Linked DNA regions of Homo sapiens: region 2 is linked to region 1. The links are chromatin loops, found by intact Hi-C in ENCODE. Cell type or tissue: ascending aorta. All regions are shown on one strand.

What was found. Peaks named below come from ENCODE experiments on the same cell type or tissue, not always from the same donor. Only the 100,000 strongest peaks of a DNase experiment are listed, where the experiment ranks them.
Region 2: a loop joins it to region 1, with 1.9 times the contacts of the local background. A loop is called at or near these places in 3 of 110 quality-filtered maps.

Annotation. Positions count from the first base shown.
Region 1 is chr13:97,723,558-97,731,557 of GRCh38, forward strand. No RefSeq gene overlaps it. Among named protein-coding and RNA genes, the nearest start is that of IPO5, 230 kb to the right of the region's middle. RefSeq lists an enhancer at 6,065-7,264. In ascending aorta, no CTCF peak of the experiment used is centred here; DNase peaks (open chromatin) are centred at 1,083 and 3,414; H3K27ac peaks cover 2,879 bases.
Region 2 is chr13:97,778,892-97,786,891 of GRCh38, forward strand. No RefSeq gene overlaps it. Among named protein-coding and RNA genes, the nearest start is that of IPO5, 170 kb to the right of the region's middle. In ascending aorta, no CTCF peak of the experiment used is centred here; DNase peaks (open chromatin) are centred at 2,802 and 3,330; H3K27ac peaks cover 3,580 bases.

The DNA.
Region 1 (8,000 bases):
ACAAAGCACTTGTGTGTGTGTGTGTGTGCGTGTGTGTGTGTGTGTGTGTGTGTGTTAGGTTTAATGAAGCTCTGGGAAGACCCAGGTTACATCTCAACAATGCAGGCAACTTCAAATAGAATATTAAACAACGATGCCTTACATTCATTAAACAAACAACCATGCCTGACATTTCAGACCACTCAAGTAGTAAGGAGTCTTTCCACTCGCCACTTGAGGCCACTTTAGCCCACTCTCCATTCTCTAACTGGCTTCTCACTTCCTCTTATCCCTCTTACGGCTCTTTCCCATTACTTCCTCTGGCTCTCAACTCTTCTCCCTCTACTGTGCAAAGCAATTCTGTCTCCCCACTTCCATTCCCACGCACTGCTTCAGACCCATCCTGGCACATTCACACTCAGGCAGGTACTCAACAACACATTCCTTTCACATTAAACACATCAACCCCCTTTAAATGTAGTCATATCAGTAAACAGCAACTTCTGTTCTGCATCCTATTTACCGGGCTTTGATTTTAATCCAAAAATTCACTAATATTATGTTGGAGGCCATTTTAATGGACAATAAAATCTTTAAAACCCTCAGATGCCAACTCTGAACTGTGTTTTTCCCTGTGAAGATTTCCTCGGCTGCCCAGGTAGTTAGCTGCTTCTTCTACCTTTGCTCAGAATTTATCTTGTCATGGTGCTAATGATGTTTTCTCTTCCACCAGCCTGAGGATGGGAACTATACCTTATTCATCTCTGTAGCTACATCTGCCTCTATCATATACTAAGCATTTGGTAAATATTTGTCAAATCAATTATTTGATGCCAATCACGTCTGGTTGATGTTGGGTAGCAAATCATTTGGTCCCAGACAGCAAATGCACAAATCCCTACAGAAGTGAAGCCGAAAGGCCAAAAGTTAGAAAGCCATATAGATAGAAAAAAAAGAAAAACATATAGACAGAAAAAACAGAGCTATTCAATGCAGAAAGGTACACCATGTACTTTTGATCATTCAGCTTATTCTGGAGGCAGGCTTCCTTCCAACCTTGACTTTCATAAATTTTGTTCTAGCTGTGCTGCCTCTGGAATTCACAGTGCCCACTTCACTAGACGATGACTCATGCTCACCATGTTCCACATTATTTCCATTTTGATATCATTTGGAGGCACTAGACAAAAAGACTATAAACCAATTCTACAACAAAAGATGGTCTCTCAGTAAAGAGTTTTCACCCACCTCCTCTCTCAGTTGGTTTTCCAAAGAATAATTATAGAGCAAAACTGTAAGCTCACTGAGAATAATAGCTGTATCTAAGTTTCCTTTATATAACATCTTGCACCAACTTGAGCTTAGTAGGTATTCGATACATATTGAATTGCATGGGAATAACCATGAATTCAATTCAGCATGGCAATGACTTCAACAAAATATGTTTACGTGAGTACATATGTATATATGTGTATGTGTGCATATATTCACACATATATACAGAGAGCAAGTGAGACAGCACCTGCATTGTAGGCAATCGTGAGTAGTTGCACTTGATTATTTATTGTCCTACATACACCACACTGTGCCATCTGTTATTCTTTCATTTAATCAACATTTATTAAGTTCCGACACATCAGGAAAAACTATGAATAGAGGAAAAGAGGATGTCTTGTCTCTTTACAGCTGCCTCTAATTTTTCTCTCTGTTGGAGCAGAGAAGAGCAGGAGCAGGTGGAGAAGGTAATACAGCCGCATGACTGTTGGATAATACAGTGTTATTAAAGGGAAGAAGGGATAAATCCCATGCAGCCTCCAGCATCGGGAAGTGCCGAGTGTTGAATGACTAAATGAACACCAAGTCCATGTGCTTTAGGGAGGCTATCAGGCAACCCATCTCAATCTGAGAAAAAGTAATCAATGAGGTAGGAAAACATCCAAAGAATGTGATTTATAAGAAAGACATGCAAGCACCACATATGCGTGATGTAAGTTAACAGCCATAGCCAGCAGGCGATGATGAGTATAATTGAGATGGAGGCGTTTATCAAAACTTGTAAACCTATAATAATTTAGAGCTAAAAGGGCCTCAGCAGTTTTCAGGTGCAACATTTCCCAGTCCTTTTTGGGTCATACACACATAGAAAATGACAATATTTATAAGGCACGCTGAGATAAATGAAGGAGGTTGCTTAGGGTAGAAGGCTATCGGCTCAAGGCCCAGATCAGCTCCCCGAGGGCTGTCAGGAGACAGTAGTTGAAAAGGCCTACTTTAGGCCAGTCTCCTCATTTTGCATGGGAAGAAACTGAATCTTTGCTCAAGATTACTCAGCTAGAAAATCGAAAAAGAGGCAGGAGTAGAGCTTTAAGTTTCTCTCTTAATTGATGCTTTTGCTGCAGCTGACCCTTGAACAACACAGGGGTTAGGGGCACCAACCTCTATGCAGTCAAAAGTCCACGTATAACTTTTGACCCCTTCAAAAACTTAACTATTAATAGCCTACTGTTGGCCAGAAGCCTTACTGATAACACAAACTGTCAATGAACGTATATTTTGTGTGCTATATGAATTATATACTGTATTCTTACAATAAAGCCAGAGGAAAGAAAATGTTATTAAGAAAATCATAAGAAGGATGTATTAGTTGGGGTTCTCTAGAGGGACAGAACTAATAGGATAAATGTATATATAAAGGGGAGTTTATTAAGGAATACTGACTCACATTATCACAAGGTTCCACAACAGGCCATCTGCAGGCTGAGGAACAAGGAAGCCAGTCCAAGTCCCAAAGCTGAAGAACTTGGAGTCTGATGTTCAAGGGCAGGAAGCATCCAGCGTGGGAGAAAGATGTAGGCTGGGAGGCTAGGCTAGTCTACTCTTCACATTATTGTGCCTGCTTTTATTCTTGCTGCACTGGCAGCCGATTAGATTGCATCCACCCAGATTAAGGGTGGGTCTGCCTTTCCCAGTCCACGGACTCAAATGTTAATCTCCTTTGGCAATATCTCACAGACACGCATAGGAACATACTTCACGTCCTTCCATCCAATCAAGTTGACACTCAGTATTAACCATCACAAAGGAGAAACTATATTTACAATTCATTAAGTAGAAATGGAACATCATCATCCTCGTCGTCCTTATGTTGAGTAGGAAGAAGAGGAGGAGTTGATCTTGCTGTCTCAGAAGTGGCAGAGGCAGAAGAAAATCCAGATATAGGTGGACCTGCACAGTTCCAACCCATGTTAAGGGTCAGCTGTACTCCAGTGCTTCTCCAAGTATTGTCCCCAGACCAGCAGCATCGACATCACCTGGGAACATGTCCAAGTGCAAATTATCAGACCCCACCCTCGACCCTACTGAATCAGACACTGGGGGATGGGGTCCCACTCTCTGTGCTTGAACAAGCCCTTAACAAATTATTCATTCTGATGCTCACTCAAGTTTGAGAACTACTGTTGTCATCTGTACTGACTCTCAATGCTGCTATAAGCTACCAGGTTAACATTTAGATTGCCTAACTCAGGGGTTGCACAATGTTTTCTGAAAAGGGCCTGAGAGTTTTGTAGAACAAAAACAGTTATTGGCACCACATAAATGAGTGTGGCTGTGTGCCAATAAAACTTTATTTATTTGCCAAGCTGCCAGAAGTCCCACTTTTCAAAGGATAAGGATGGAATTAAAAGTATTTATTTATAGATTTTCAGGGACATATCTTTCAAAAAGAGAAGTAAACTTTAATTGTACTTCCCTTGTGTCTGTTCTTCACTTAAAATTGCTTACTTCTCTGAGAAATTCAGTACCAATTTAGATATCACTTTATAATCATGTAATACACAAACTCAAATCATTATTTTCACTGGTAAAAAATGAGTTGTGTCTGCATACTGTACATTTTCTACAGCATCTGATTAAGAAGTAGTTAGGACAATAAATAACTAGAGTTTTCTTAAGTCCTTCCAGCTGAAGAATTTGTTGATTTGGGGTTGTTTTGTTTTTGAGATAGAGTCTCACTCTGTCGCCCAGGCTGGAGTGCAGTGGCACAATCTCGACCTACTGCAACCTCCACCTCCCCGGTTCAAACAATTCTCCCTGCCTCAGCCTCCCGAGTAGCTGGGATTACAGGCTGGCACCACCATGCCTGGCTAATGTTTGTATATTTTAGTAGAGACGGGGTTTTGCCATGTTGGCCAGGCTGGTCTCAAACTCCTGACCTCAGGTGGTCCACCCACCTTGGCCTCCCAAAGTGCTGGGATTACAGGCATGAGCCACGGTGCCCAGCCTGAAGAATTTGTTTTGAAAGAGGGTTAGCCTATAAAAATACTTTATTTTGTCTGATTTTTCTTTTTAAAAGGAAGAGTTTTACGGTAAAAGAAGTGAGACTATTCAATTCAGGACAATAAAGCGAGTGGGTGAAGATAATGCTAATCTATTCCTCTTAAAAATAGAACTATGCTTAGAGGAGAAGTTTAAATACTTAATCTGGAATCATGGTGGTTTGGTTAGTCATACCTCCTAGATCTTTACAGCTATAAAAGGGCCCTTAGGAATTATCTAGTCCAACCCTGTCATTTTGCAGATGACTAGGCTGAAACTCAAAGATGCCAAGAGTGACAGCGGTGGCTGCTGTTCCCCAAATATTTGAGATGTTCTTCATTTTCCAGCCTGTCCTCCCACTAACCACACCTTGCCTCCACAGTTAGGTGACAGCCATGTGACCCGTCCCGGCCCATACACTGTGAACAGATGTGACATGCTACTTCCTGGCTGAAATTGTGGCAAGCCAATGTGTCCCTCTCTCTCTCCTTCCCCTCGGTGGCTCCCATGTTGAGATGCTGTAACCACAGCATGAAAGCCACCTGAATTTCCAGATCACCCCATGGAAGGCAGCTGCTCTAGAGGATGGTCCAGCACTCATCAGGTTTTTGTCTTTGTGGTTCACAGCCACAGAGATTTCAAGATGTCCTTGTTCCTGCAGCATAGTTTAGCCTATTCTAACAAACACACTAAGCAACTCACTCAAGTTCAGTCAGCAAGTTAATGGCAGAGCTAGGATTAGAATCCAAATCCCCTGACTGACGAGTCGAGGGCCATACTTCATCACTCACCGAAGAGTCAGGATAGGCTCCACCAAACCGAATCTTAAGCAAAGGAACCAGACAGTTGAAAACGGAAACAGACAAAATGTGGACTGGTAAAGAGGCAGTACCCATGCCTTGAAGTCCAGAATTAGGAGGGGAATGGTCAGGAAGGAAAGAAGCCCCAGTGTTCAACTTTCAACAGAGGACTAGGGAGGCCGAGAGGACAGAGGTGCGATATTGTCCTTGATGGTCTCTTGTTTCCCAATTTATACATTTCCCTCAAGTTGATGACAAGTGCTCCTAGACTCTGTAACCCAGTTAGGGAGTTAAATACCCCAAAAAAGTGCCACCATCTTTTTATTTGTGCACAGCAGCCATCAAATAAACAGGAACCTTGTGCCTCAGACCCAGATTAATTAATTTTTTTTTTAATACGGAGTCTCGCTCTGTCACCCAGGCTGGAGTGAAGTGGCACTATCTCAGCTCACTGCAAGCTCCATCTCCTGGGTTCAAGTGATTCTCCTGCCTCAGCCTCCCAAGCAGCTGAGATTACAGGCGTGCACCACCATGCCCAGCTAATTTTTGTATTTTTAGTAGAAAAAGAGTTTCACTATATTGGCCAGGCTGGTCTTGAGCTCTGGACCTCAAATCATCTGCCTGCCTCAGCCTCCCAAACTGCTGGGATTACAGGCATGAGCCACCGCACCTGGCCCCAGATTAATTTAACACGACATAGTAGAAATTTTTAAAAACAACAAATTGAAAAACAAAATGAGTAATTGGTTGCTAAGCAACATCAGTGCAAAGCTCTTTCTTTCCCTTCAAGAGCATTTGCTGCATCTTTATGAACAAAAGTTAGAGTACTTAGAGCAGGCATATATTTGGTGGTGCCATCAACAGATACCAAACGAATTTTTCCTAAACACAGCATACTGCACTGCGTCAAGCACTTCAGAGTTCTGAACGGCTACCCCCTGTCCATAGGATGACGTTGCCTGTTCTGAATACTCATTTTTCTTTGTACAAACAGGTTAGATGGCCATCTTTTGGAAGTAATCAAAATAAAACAGGAGATTTTGCAAAGTCATGCAAGGACTAGAGGGGGTTAGCTGTGACCTGTCTAGTGTGAGACCCTTTGTCTGGATGCCAAGCAGCTCAAGCTAAAGGTTAGCCCCTCTTTCTCTTATCCCTTCCTGGAAAATGGATGTTTTGCTCCTGAACTGGCCTCTCTAGATGCAGACACTCACTCAAATGTGAACCAAAAGCAAAGCTAACAATGAGCTGAGGGACCACATTTCCAGGTCTGTCTAGACGACTGTCTGCTGACTCACTGGGGCACATGGCCTCCTGCATTGCCCTGCCTTGTTGCCCCTTTCCCCTCCTGCTTTCAGTTTGGCCTCACCCACTGGCCCTGACATGTACCACCACATCTCTTACCTAACATCTATTTTAGACTCAATTCCCCTAATCAAGCTTACCAAAATCCTTAGAACTCATTTCTTGCTGTTTTCTCCCAGCTCCAAACAACAGGGCACCTTTCCTAGCAGCAGGACACCGACGCACTCTAGGAAGTATCATCCAATGTGCAGCTGCCCGACGGACGCCACTTGACCCAAAAGGAAGCAGACAGCAGAATGGACTCTGTAAGCATTTCCATCAGGGATACAGAAAGTTGCTCATCCCAGAGCTCTTAAAGCACCTGTTATGTGTAAGACACTGTTCAGAGCTGTGGATATTAAAACAAAAGAAACAGTTTGATTTTTGAGGAAATAAGACTAACACAAAAGAAGGCAGTGGGGAGGAGCCAAGATGGCCGAATAGGAACAGCTCCGGTCTACAGCTCCCAGCATAAGCGGCGCAGAAGCCGGGTGATTTCTGCATTTCCATCTGAGGTACCGGGTTCATCTCACTAGGGAGTGCCAGACAGTTGGTGCAGGTCAGTGGGTGCGCGCACCATGCACAAGCCGAAGCAGGTCGAGGCATTGCCTCACTCGGGAAGCGCAAGGGGTCAAGGAGTTCACTTTCCTAGTCAAAGAAAGTGGTGACAGACGGCACCTGGAAAATCGGGTCACTCCCACCCGAATACTGCGCTTTTCCGACGGGCTTAAAAAACGGCGCACCAGGAGATTATATCCCGCACATGGCTCGGAGGGTCCTATGCCCACGGAGTCTCCCTGATTGCTAGCAGAGCAGTCTCAGATCAAACTGCAAGGCGGCCTCGAGGCTGGGGTAGGGGCGCCCGCCATTGCCCAGGCTTGCTTAGGTAAACAAAGCAGCCGGGAAGCTCCAACTGGGTGGAGCCCACCACAGCTCAAGGAGGCCTGCCTGCCTCTGTAGGCTCCACCTCTGGGGGCAGGGCACAGAAAAACAAAAAGACAGCAGTAACCTCTGCAGACTTAAATGTCCCTGTCTGACAGCTTTGAAGAGAGCAGTGGTTCTCCTAGCACACAGCTGGAGATCTGAGAACAGGCAGACTGCCTCCTCAAGTGGGTCCCTGACCCCTGACCCCCGAGCAGCCTAACTGGGAGGCACCCCCCAGCAGGGGCACACTGACACCTCACACGGTCCGGTACTCCAACAGACCTGCAGCTGAGGGTCCTGTCTGTTAGAAGGAAAACTAACAAACAGAAAGGACATCCACACCAAAAATCCATCTGTACATCACCATCATCAAAGACCAAAAGTAGATAAAACCACAAAGATGGGGAAAAAAACAGAGGAAAAAAACTGGAAACTCTAAAAAGCAGAGTGCCTCTCCTCCTCCAAAGGAACGCAGTTCCTCACCAGCAATGGAACAAAGCTGGATGGAGAATGACTTTGACGAGTTGAGAGAAGAAGGCTTCAGACGATCAAATTACTCCGAGCTACGGGAGGACATTCAAACCAAAGGCAAAGAAGTTGAAAACTTTGAAAAAAATTTAGAAGAATGTATAACTAGAA
Region 2 (8,000 bases), 55 kb after region 1:
GCTCAAAGAATTTTTAATTTCCATCTTGATTTCACTTTTGACCCAAAGATTATTCAAGAGCAGATTATTGAATTTTCATGTATCTGCATAGTTTTGAGGGTTCCTTTTGTAGTTAATTTCCCATTTTATTCCACTGTGGTCTGAGAGGATACTTGATATAATTTCAGTTTTTTTTAAATTGACTGAGACTTGTTTTGTGACCTATCGTATGGTCTACTTGGAAAATGTCCCATGTGCTGAAGAAAACAATGTATATTCTGCAGTTGCTTGGTAGAATGTCTTGTGAATATCTGTTAATTCCATTTGATGTAGGGTATAGTTTAAGTCCATTGTTTTCTTGTTGACTTTCTGTCATGATGTCCTGTCTAGTGCTGTCAGTGGAGTATTGAAGTCCCCCAATATTATTGTGTTGCTGTCTATCTCATTTCTTAGGTCTAGTAGTAATTGTTTTATAAATTTGAGAACTTCAGTGTTAGGTGCATATATATTTAGGATTATGATATTTTCCTGTTAGACTATTCCTTTTATCATGCCCCTCTTTGTCTTTTTTTAGACCATCCATATCATCTTACCAATGATTTTTAAAGAACAAGAACAAGAAGACCAGAATATATCTGATTGCAACATGCTTAGTCATAATTGCAATAGTCACAATGATCACAATTCTACCTGCAGAGATTTTTTTCTTTCATTTGATTTTAGTCTACCATATTTTAAACACAGAGAACCTGTTTTCTATGTGTGAGCCCAAGTGTTAGACTGTTTGTGGCCCACATGCTCACAGTGTAGTTACCTGATGGACGGGGTAAACCTTCTTCTTAAGGTGAGACAGCCCACAGGCAGGATCACCTCCACAACCACCTTATGCAACTCTGACCATGCTCCCAACTCATTCCACAATCTGGCCTTTGGGGTAGGAGTAATACATGATAAAATTTGGAGTTAGGAAGAGGGTAGATAGGAAAATGAGAAGATGAAAAATGGGTCAGGGCAGGGAGGAGGAAAGAAAAGGGCAGGGGAGGGACCATTCCAGGGAAAATTGTACCTACTCACAATGGGAGGGAAGAAATATTTAAATAAGCAATAGCCAAATTTTTCACTGTTGTTTATTCCCTCTCCCAAGTATACATTTATTCACCTGGGCCCAAAATACACAAACTGCTATTTTAGAATAGCCTATAAAAAGAGTTTTCTGCCAAATTCAAAAACACTGTGCCCATGATCTAGGTTAGACCATGTATCTGCGTATATTGTTTTTATTTTGCCATTTTCAATAACACAAGCCCCAAGACATAATATCTTTTGTACTCCTTCAGAAGTGCATTGGCATATTCTGCCTTTCTAATGTGTCTTAAACACTACCAGAAACTAGACGAGGTTGATTTATTTGAGTCTCTGACTGTGCAAGCTCCAAAGAGTCTTTGATGGAAACAATTTGACTTTGGACTTACGGGGAAACTGACAGGCTCAGTTCCATCCACTGGATTGTAAGTTCCTGTAGAGAATTCTCAAATATATTTTTGATCAGCATCTGCTTTGATGTGATCTTTGCAGGAGTAAAGGAAAAGGAATGGAGGGAGGTTGGGAGGGTAAAAGGGAGAGAGAAAAGGAAGAAGGGAGGGTGTAAGGGAGGTCTTGACAAGAACGTTGATGGCCCACATTGGAGATGAGAATGACGCATGGCCAGCTATGGTTTTGACATCAATCAATAGATTATCATTGGCCCGTTTGTGACAGCTGCTCTATTTACACTGCACCCCCACTCCTTAGCCCACACAGGGCCCAGTGTAATGTTCTGAATGGTGGCTCATTATTTAACCACCCTCCAGGCACAGCACTCAATGAGACACTGTTCCAGCTCTCTCAGAGTTTCTCCTCCAAAGGAAAGAGAAATGAACATTGATACCAGCCCAAAAACACACACAGTTCTATTGAACACACAAATATAAATTCATACACACTCAAATGCTCTCGCTTTTCTGCCGTCATCTCTACTTTCATTATTGAGCCAGCACTGGAGAATTAGAAAAGGGTCTCCATCCCTCTGGATGGACAAGCCCCACAGCCTTGGGAGTCTACACAACTGTTTATGGTGGCCCTATTAATTATAGACATTCTACACATCTAGAATCCAAGAGAAGAGAATTTAGGGTTTATTCTAGATGCTGAAGAGTATGTATGGTAATATCCTTGGATACCTTTTCTGTTATTTTACAAGAAAAAAAAAAAGGAGGGAGGGCTAGAAACTGAACACTCCTTTGTATTTTTTTAAAAAAACATGCTATCGAAGGTTCTCAACGTTAAAAGAATTTTTTGTTAATATTTTAAGTGCCTGTCTAGGCACATGTGTTTGCTAATGGATATTTCTACTTAATCCAAATGACAGAGTTCTACATACCTCATAAAGAAAAGTCATTCTATTTTGATGCTGTATTTACTAACTCAGAAACCTGACATTTCTGGAGGAGCTGTGCCAAGTAATTTCATGATGATAAATTTTATAAGACAAAATACTGTTTTCTACACAGCTCAGGTATAATTTAAAAGGAAGATAAACAGTTCCAACATTTAATGGGTAAACAAATGTGGCAGAATAATTTATTGAGATATTAATTTGTGATTTTTTGGTCTTGCTCCTGCAGGAGTCTGAAAAAATATAAAAGTATTGTCATTTGCCCAGGCAAGAATGTGGGCATGTTATGAGTCCAAATTCCTTCTATTATTTACAGTGTCTCATTTTAAGGCCTGAAAGCAAAGCTGCCAAGCAACCTTCAAAGAGAGAGCTACAGCTCCAGAGAGTAAGTTATCAAGGGCCTATCCTAGAGCAGGGCTGGGTCAGGGGAGGATGGAAGGAGAAGTTCCCCAGGATATCATAAGGGATGGAGTTGGGGTGAATCTATAAGTGGAAGGGATCCGTTTACCAAATGCTCACAGAATTCCAAGAGGTATAGAGGGACCAGGAATATCTGAAAAAAAGTAGTCTTCAGGTTTCCCTAAACAGCTTCATATGGACTACCTTGGTCATGAGTAACCAATGTTGAGAAACCAATGTTGCAATCTCACTCCCACTCCCACTGTTACCCTCAGCCATGAGAATCCGAAACCATTCTTGGTCTAGGTATCACTCCCCAGCGGTATGTTTTGCTAAATAATCTTGGGTTTAATTATAATATTGGTCACAAATTATTTGCTTTGGCCCATGGGACACAAGTGGAAACTTGAATAGTGCTTGCTTATTTTGATTTCATCATTTCTTGCTGCTTCTGGAACACAGTCCCCCAGTAATCTGGGATAGCTGAGTCATACTGGACAGACATAGCCCTATTGCCCACACCACCAGGGCCAACAACCAGACATGTGAGAGAGGTCTGGGACTGACAAACCCCCAGGTGACCCATCCTGCTATGGGCTGAATGTTTGTGTTCCTCCAAAATTCACATGTTGAAACCTAATCTCCAATGTGATTATATCAAAAGATGGGGCCTTTAGAGGTGATTAAGTCGTGGGAGCACAGCCTTCGTGAATGGAATCAGTACCCTTATAAATGAGGCCCCACAGAGCTAACAAGCCCCTTCCACCATATGAAGACACAAAAAGAAATTACCATTTATGAGTAACAGGCCCTCAGCAGGCACCACATATGCCAGAGCTCTGACCTTGGACTTCTCAGCCTCCAAAATTGTGAGAAATAAATTTCTGTTGTTTATAAGCCACCCAGTTTGTGGTATTTTTGTTATAGCAGCCCAAATGAACTAAGACAGAGATTGGTACTGAGGAGTGGGGGTATTGCTACAACAAATATCCAAAAATGTGGAAGCAGCTTTGGAGCTGGTTAATGGGTAGAGACCGAAAGGATTTTGAAATGTATGCTAGAAAAAGCCACATTGCCACGAAGATACCTTAAAGGGAGGTTCTGATGAGAGCTCAAAAGAAGAGGAAGATGTAGAGAAAGCCTCAATCTTCTTAGAGAATATCTAAATATTTATGAGCAAAAAAATTCATAGAAATACGGACAGTAAAGGCCATTCTGAAGAGGTCTCAGATGTAAATCGGGAACATAATATTAGAAACTCATAATATTGGAAGCTCAGCTTTGTTATATAGTGACAAAGAACTTGGCTGAATTGTGTTTGTGCCCTTGTGTTTCATGGAAGATAGAACTTGTGAATGAAATCAGACATTTGGCTGATGAAATATCTAAGCCAAGTATTAAGGAGTAGCATGGCTTCTATTGAGTGCTTATGGTGAAATGCAAGAAGAGAAAAAAAATAAAGTCAATTTCATAATCAAAAAGAAAGCAGAACTTAATGATTTGGGAAATCCTCAGCCTATCTCTATGGGGTAAAAGGAGAAAACGTGCTCTGGAGAGAACACTAAGGTTGTGGCCAGGCAATCTTTTGATAAAGAGATGAGTATGAATTACCCAGGTGATGTTTATCAAAATGATGGAAGTATGACCTCTGGGCATTTTGGAGATTATCAGTGCTGCCTTCCATGACCTGCCAAGAGTGACAAAATGTAGGGACCAGCCAAGAGTGACAAAATGTAGGGGACAGAACAATGTCAAAAGAGGGGCCCTGAGCTTCTACAGAGCCTCACTCAGTGCTTGCTCAAGTTTGCTTGCTTAATGCTTTCACCACCTCAAGTATCTGCTCCCCAGATTCTGGTGTGATGCTCTTTGGCAGCCTCAGGTGTGGCTCCAGGAGGCCAAGGTGTGATTCAAGACACAGTGGCTGTCCCTCTAAAGGGCATGGGCAGTAAAACTGGGCAGCCACCACACAGTGCCATCTCCATAGATGTGCAGAGTGCATGAGCTGTGGGGACATGGCTGTCTCCACCTAGATTTCAAAGGATGCCCTGAAGAGCCTTTGGGCCCCATCAGGGAACCACAACAGAGAGCCCCCAAAAGGGCAATGCCTAGTGGAGCCATGAAAGTAGGGCTACTCATAGCCTTGGATGCTCAACACCTGCCTGGCAATGCTGCAGAGTCTGGACCCCTGTCCCACGGGCTGAGAGGCACAACATTGAATCAAAGATGACTTTGGAATCCTAAGCTTTAATGCTATTTGCCTTGTTGGGTTTTGGACTCACTTGGGACCTGTCATCCCTTCCTTCTTTCCTGTTTCTCCCTTTTGAAATGGGAATGTCTATCCTATGCCTCTCCTACTATTGTATTTTGGAAGCGAATAACATGTTTGATTTCACAGGTTCACAGCTGGAGAACAATTTGTCTCAGAATGAATAGTACTTTGAGCTTCACCTATATCTGATATAGGTGACATTTAAATAAGACTTTGGACTTAAATTTTAAAGTTGATGCTAGAACAAGTTGAGACTTTGGGGGCTACTGGAATAGAACGAATGTATTTTGCATGCAAGAAGGACATTGTTTTAAGTGGTCTAGGAGTGGAATGCTAAAATGTTTGTGTTCCCCAAACTAATATGCTGAAATCTAGTCCCCAGTGCAATAGTATTAAAAGGTTGGGCATTTAGGGAACAATTAGGTCATGGGGGGGACCTAATGTGTCATGAATGAAATTCATGCCCTTATAAGAGAAGCCTCAGAGAACTCCCTTGCCCCTTCCACCATGTGAGGATGAAGCAAAAAAGTCTCCATCTATCATCTAGAGAGTGAGACTTCACCAGATGCCATATATGCTGGTGCCTTCATCATGGACTTTCCAGCCTCTAAAACTGTAGGAAACAAATTTCTGTTGTTTATAAGTCACCTCGTCTGTGGCATTGCTATAGTCACCTGAACAGATTAAGACACATACCCAGGTGACCCAGCTGTACAGCCACATGAGAGAGGTCAGACAAGACCAGTGGAAGAACCATCCTGCTGAACCCAGGCCACACTGACAATCCATGGAATCATGAGCTAAGTTAGGGCATGGTCTGTTATGCAGCAATAACTGATTCAGAGTTTTAGCAAGAGAATGGTGTAGGTACCCTTCTACTCCAATAGCATCACATAACTCATGCTAAGTCCCTCCTACATTAACTGCTACCACGGGAGCAATGCAAAAGCCCAAGTTCCAAATTAGCCAGGGACCTCTTCTGAGTTAACACCTTTTTCAAGTCACAACATGCTTTTGAGCACAGGTTTTCCTTCCAGAAAGCCAGGTCAGAGCACGCATCAGTGCTGACACCTTCAGACTCAAAACCACTGTCCTCTCTTCCTCCCTCCTCACTCTGGCCTGCCTTCATCCCATTGGCCCTATCAATTTCCAAGACTTTCCTGAAAATGGGCCTTGAACAGAACCCATCTGGTCAACCACAATAGCTTTACCTTAATTCTGAGTCTTAGGATTTTATGAATTGACATGTGTTCCCCTAATATTTATATGTTGGCATCCCAACCTCTTGTACCTCCGAATGTAGCCTTATTAGGAAATAGGGTCATTGCAAATATAATTAGTTAAGATGAGGTCATACTATAGTAGGTGGGCCCGTAATCCAATATGACTGGTCTCCCCATAAAAAGGGGAAATGTGGGCACATCAACACAGGAAGAACACCATGTGAAGATAAAAGAGATCAGGGTGACACTCCTATAAGCCAAGGAATGCCAAAGATTGCCAGCAAGCCAATAAAAACTAGGTGAGAGGCATGGAACAGATCTTCCATAGCACCTTCAGAGGTAGGATGGCCCTGCCAACACCTTGATATTGGACTTCTAGCCTCCAGAATTATAAGACAGTAAGTTTCTTTTGTTTAAGATGCCTAGTTTGTAGTACTTTGTTATAGCAGCCCTAGCAAACTAATACACAGAAAGAGGGTTTTAGGGGTCTCAGTTTCTTACCAACCAGGAGATCCCTGAATTATTTATACAAATTACTAGTCTCTTTCCCAGCTCCCTGGTCTGCTAAGTTATGTAAAATAAAAGACCCTGTCAAACACTTTCCCCAGGTCAATGCCTATGGACTAGCCGTGCACATAAGTTATTTTTTTAAAGTAATTCTACTAAAGGTCTCCTATATACAAGGAAATAATGTCATAAATTTTCTCAAATTTTACAGCAACAAATAGATGTCACTTTACATATACTATCAATTTAAGTATATACATTACAAGTTTGCTTTGTTTAACTACAGATTGTTTGATCCCGGAAACATTGGAGGAACAAATCTTAATGGCATTTAACGATGCCAAATTTGAATGCCTCATTTGATAAATCAGAATTTTTCTGAGCAAATTATTTGTTTCAGCATTTGCTTATACTATGCACATATGGATATCTGAAATACATCCCTATGAAACAAGAAAAAATATAAATGGATTAATTAAGGAGTTGACTCAAGAAGTTAAAAAAAGTAACAAAGTAAGCCAAGGGAAAGTAGAAAAAATGAAAACATTAATACATTAAAAAAGAGATCTCATATAATTGATAAGTATACATGAGCTATTATTTTCTTAAGAAAAAATGAAGCTATATTTAGCCTTTTTTTCAATGAGAAAGAAGAAAGAAAAAATAGTAATGGCAAAGAGAAGAGTACCACAGATACAGAATAAATTAAAGACTTAAGGGTCTTAACTCTGTCTATAGCTCTGTAAATACATTTGAAAATATGAGTAAAATGAGTACCTCTCTTCTTAGAAAATTAAAATTACCAAACTTGATATCATAACAGAAATCTTGTCCTCACAGATCTGTATCCTTAAAAGAAATTAAAATCTTTTGTCAAATGATCTCTTCCTGACAAAAATGCGTCAGTCCTGAAATTTTCCAATGTGAATTCTCACAATCTTCCAGATTTGAATTCCAATACTATGTACACTTTTTCAGAGACTACAGGAAGCAGGAACATTGCTGACTCATCTTTTAAAGAGCAAAAATAAGACTTTCACTTCTGCCCATAGTGGAGTAATAAATAGAAAACAAAGTCACCCTCTCACCTGAACAAAAACAAGAAAAACAAAGCAACAAAATATGTAAAACAATAGCTTTGAAGACACTGGACATCAGGCAATGAAGGAAGGTGATCCCTGGGAGTTGG